Regions from separate parts of the Homo sapiens genome. Here region 2 is linked to region 1. Evidence: read pairs that join two places in POLR2A ChIA-PET (ENCODE). Cell type or tissue: Caco-2. All regions are shown on one strand.

Region 1 (2,500 bases):
CATTTCTTCTTCCTTTCCTTTTTTTTTTTTTTTTTACATTTAGTTTATGAGTCTTTAAGCAGGACCTCTTAACCCATTTATGCCTAGTGTTCCATTATTGGAACGCTAAGCATGTGGGAGTTATTTATATCCTATTGCTCAAGGTCATTGCCAAGGTCTGATGGCAAAAATTCAAAAAATTGCAACCTCTGGCATAAATGGGTTAATGCTTCTTTGCTCAGTTTCAAAGGCTAGATTGCTCAGTTTCAAAGGCTAGTGTTTTTGTATCCTTTGCCTGAATTCAGTAGTGCTTTGAAAATGATCGAAGTGTTTCATATCCCCAGTTCTCAAATTATAATAATGAAGTTTTCAAATGAAAATCCTAGGATTGTTTTAGGTTCTGTTTGCTCCATTCCACTGTGGGATACAAGTAGAAATTGGGACATTCATCCAATAAAATGTCACTGGGGAAAAAAATTTTAACTACACTTCAAAATGATTCCTCTTTTTGTCCTTTAAAATTTTTATTGACCAAGACAGATTTCAAAATGTTTTCTCTAATACCCCAAAGTGAAACTTTGATTGAGGTTTTCAGGAAATTCCAGGGATCAAGTATGTCACCCGGACTTTGGTTTCCAGGTTTCCCAAAGCCTTGAAATTTCCCTACAGTCTAATTGCTGTTTATTGCCACAGACCTTCATCCTTTTTCTTTTGTAACATTTTCCATCTTAAGAAGGGTCGTCCCATTCGGCCGAGGAGCGTGTTGTCTGAGTAGCTGAATGGAATTACTACCAGTGGAAACTATGCTGCAAGAGAGGTTGATAAAGCAGCTGTGAAGCAAACCTCAGCTGTTTTTTCCATTCTCCCCAAGCAAAGTTAATTAGCATAGGGAAAATGACTAAGGTGTTGACGTCACCTCTTTCCAGTAGAAACTTACACTTTGTCCCTGTCTGCCTGCAAGCATGCAGGACTTGACTCAGGAATTTGCTGTCCAAACAGGATGCTGTGGAAGCTGCACTTTTTTTTTCCCCAGGGAGTGGGGGCTGGCCCTTACTGCTTTATAAGCACCAGCTCAAGAAGGAACCTACAGCCTCTTGGAAAGGAATCTCACTAGGGGCTTGACTGCGTGGGTCTGTAGCGCTTTCACTGTAAGAAAGCAAGATGCATTTTAGAAACTTTAACTACAGTTTTAGCTCCCTGATTGCCTGTGTGGCAAACAGTGATATCTTCAGCGAAAGTGAAACCAGGGTAAGGCTTCTAATATAACGTGATTTTCTTTAGTTTTCAAAGCATTATGCTAACTGGGACTATTAACTGAATACTTGGGAGAATGTGGCTCTCTTGTGGGTTTGGGGGTTTTGAAAGAAATCCAAAGTCTTTCGAGCCTTGAAAATCAAAAGCTGTTGCCTGAGGAATTAACTGAGGAAGGAATTTCTAAAGATCTCAATATTTGACAACATCCAGGCCCCTGAACCAACTCACTAGGAAGGCGAGAGTTGGGGCATCGTGTGTTTTTCATTCTGTGTATGTTGTAAGTGAACTTTTCAGAAAGAGGCCTCTTCTGACAGTGAATAGTGTTTTACTTTTGTAGCCAGCGTTGTGAATAATTTCATTTCGTCTTAGGAAATAAATGTTATAAAGATATTTGTATGTTTGTAGTAATTATGAGGGCCTGGCCTCAAGCTCCCAGATTTCTCTAACAAGAGAAAATGCCGCCAGAGCAAATAATAAAACTGGAGAAATTAAGTGTGAGATCAGTGTGCCTCCTGGGCAGCAGCTCTCTTTGATGGTGATTAATATAATCATTTTAATCACTACACTTTTCTTCTTCATTTGATTAAAATGTAAGTTTTTTCATCAGCAGCTATCCGGCTAATTGAGCTTTAATAATACTGTATAGGAATGAATCCTGTATGCTCTATTTGAGGGGTGGTATTTGTGCCTGGTGGTGTTATATGCTTTATATCCAAAGCCATATTGGGACATGCGAAGGTTTCTTTTTTTAAAAAAAATCAAATGTAACTCCATAATTGTATATAATGCTTATGGGCTCGCACCATAGTGTTTGGACTAGATTGCAGAGCACATTCTATGTTTTTAAAGTACTACAAAGTGAGTTCACTTAACATGAGCCTTATGTGAGTAAAATCACTATTTTTTAAATGAAGTAGAGATGCCATCCAAAAGCTATAATAACTAGGTATCAGTTATTAGAACAAATAAGATTCTTTTATAAGAGAAAGGCATCATAGTAATCTAGATTTTAAAGATAATGTGAATTCTCTTTTGTTCTGGTCCTAAGCCCTGAACCTGTATTCTAAAAATATTCTTCAAAGTCATCTCTCCCAAATTCTGAATCATAACTTCAAAACTAAACAGTGGGTCACAGTGCCTATTGATGAGGTCATACAAAATTCCAAATGTACGAAGACACACTTTTGCCAGAAACTTGCCCGTGCTCAAGAGAGGTGGGGAAAAAGAGTGAGAGGCGGCCAGATGAACTCTACCGTCCGCCAGCTCC
Region 2 (2,500 bases), 160 kb before region 1:
ATCCAACTATGGGAAACAGACTCAGAAAATAATGAAAGTCTTTTCCAAGAATAAAGGAGAAGAAACTTGTCTAGCCTCAAGACTAGAGAGCTAGAGTCAGAATGGCTCCTAAAAGGAAAAGAGAAGAATCTGTTTGGATAAGACAGTGTGGAGCAAGAAGCATAATTTCACGCTGTGTTGGGGTGAATCAAAAATGATAAAGCGTTCAAGGAAACATCAGAGAGCCAACAAAGACATGGAGTTGTCCGAAAGCTTCTGCCAAACCTAAGAAAGTGGATTGAAAAGAAAAATCTTCAGCAGCCGCAGTCCCCAGAGAAGGCCCCAGCCTGACATTGCACAGCGTCTCAGGGCGCATTTGTATTCCAGCCTGCACTGGGGAGTTTAGTGCCCCTGGAGCTGTGTCAAGCAGTATCAGTGGACACCAAGTCCATCCAGCCCCAGAAGATTCTCAGGAAAAAAAAAAAAAGCTTCAGATCCCTTAACTCACCAAACGAGACACTTGTTAGAGCACCTTCTATATAAGAAAGTGGACTTGCAATGAGAATGAGCAAGACATAATAATAAACAATAATACTCCGAATGGTAGTGAGATACAAGGCACGTGGTTTGAAACACAGACCGTGGAAGCCATCTCTGGTGTTGTTCTGCACGCACCTCCCAATCCCCAAAGGAAAAACATCATTCTTCATCCAAGTACCTTCGAACACCAGTTCACCTGGGCTTCTCCAATGTCAACACGCACCTGTGGGGTTGTGCTGAGCACTGACAACGTCTTCCTAAGAGTGGGTCTCACCACGACTGCTGGAGGTGTGGAAAACCAAAGGGGAGGTGCATTGCCCAGAAATCCATCTCCTTCTCTGCTCCACCCTCTCCCTGCATCTGGAACTGCAGTTCATGAGGAAGAAACAAGAGGGCTGTTGGCTTCAAAGATGCAGGTGTGGGCAGGGTCCTCCTCAGGCAAGGGAAGAATAAAGAAGGAGCCCTTTGCTCTCTCTTTGAACTGCGAGAGAGCTGGCCCACCTCATTCCCTCACCCCACACTGAGAGCAGCTTCACAAAGGTGCCCTGAGAGATTAGAAAGGAAGATCCTGGCTGGACAAGTGGCTCACACCACCACGCCAAACCTATTTCACAATTTCTAGAAGGGACTTGGACACCTTCGAAGGAGTCATAGAATACAAGCAGGCTTCTTTGGGGGAAATTTTGACATTGCGGCCATCAGAATTTGCTACTTCAGCTCAAATTCTGGAATTTCTGTTTCCCCTTAGAAACAAGTCAAGTCTCCCTTAGAGAAGGAGGAAAATCAGTCTCATTGCATCCCAGTCATGAGACCCACCACTGAGGTCCGCTCAGCTGTCTCCCTGCACCCTCTGCCCAAGCCTTTCTCAGCTCAGTCACCTTCTTCTCCCTTCTTCCTCTACAGTCTATATTAGCAAACTAGAGACCCTCGCTGGTCTTATCCCCCACCTCTTGGTTAGGCGCAAGATGGAGCTACCTGAGGTGGAGCAGGCGTCAAGCCATCGTACAATGAAAGGGACAAGGGCAGAGCAGATGGGCCATACAGGGCGTCTATGCAGACTATCTGTAAGGCGTCTCTGCTTCTTAGCCTCTCTGTAAGGCCAGGGGAACGCCAGCCGCAGAGGAGACCACCCGGGTGAACCGTCGTTCTCCGTCTTTTGTCTTCCCTCGCCTGCGCTCTAGTGGGGAGAAAAAATAGACAGCGAGGACAGCAACAGCCAGCAAAACCCAGCAGCAGAAATAAGGCTCCGAGCCGAATAAGAGTCAAACCAATGGTGGGGGGCGGCCACACTGATGAGAATTGAGGGGAAAGACTATTGTGTCCCCTCGTTTTCACATCTTTGCTAGTATTGTCCATTGTTATTATACCAGCTCAAACTATGACACAAATAGTAGGCATCACACTTCTTGTAAGTCTATAAAGGAAACATGTATCATCATTGCAGCAAGGCCTATTTTAGAAAAGAAATTTTTTTTTGTAAATAAATAAAAGTCCACACTTTCTAGACTGACTTTGTTTGCATGCTCAACCAATACTTTACACTGCATACCCCCAGTGGAGCGGACAGCTCCATCCCAATGCTCGTTGTCTGTAATTATCAGTAAAATTTATTGCCAGATTCCTCATTCCAGGCCATAAAAGGAGCTAGGCTTTCCCTTAAAACAGACTTCTCACTCTTCATTAAAACTTAGAAATTAACTTTATTCACTCCTACATTTAGATGCTAAGAAATATATTTTAGATCTTAACACTTTCAAACATAGGTGTAAACATTTAAAAAAAACTACTAATCCTAAACATATTCCTAAGTATGTATAGTATTTTTTCTTTTCAGCTGTTGTAACAATTAATTTATTATTCAATGGATTAAGTGGGTGACTACCCTCGACTCACATTGATTAATTACTGAACCACATTGCTCCTAGCTTTCAATTCTAGCAAAAGGCTTAATTATGTTAGTGTTCATTGTAACAGCAGGTGG

The links. Peaks named below come from ENCODE experiments on the same cell type or tissue, not always from the same donor. Only the 100,000 strongest peaks of a DNase experiment are listed, where the experiment ranks them.
Region 2: POLR2A ChIA-PET joins it to region 1 with 5 read pairs; 2 of 35 experiments call an interaction of 5 or more read pairs at or near these places.

The regions. Positions count from the first base shown.
Region 1 is chr21:34,525,390-34,527,889 of GRCh38, reverse strand. The region is part of intron 1 of RCAN1 (regulator of calcineurin 1); the gene reads left to right. Among named protein-coding and RNA genes, the nearest start is that of KCNE1, 14 kb to the right of the region's middle. In Caco-2, no CTCF peak of the experiment used is centred here; a DNase peak (open chromatin) is centred at 979; H3K4me3 peaks cover 1,459 bases.
Region 2 is chr21:34,687,563-34,690,062 of GRCh38, reverse strand. The region is part of intron 1 of CLIC6 (chloride intracellular channel 6); the gene reads right to left. Among named protein-coding and RNA genes, the nearest start is that of CLIC6, 20 kb to the right of the region's middle. In Caco-2, no CTCF peak of the experiment used is centred here; no DNase peak of the experiment used is centred here.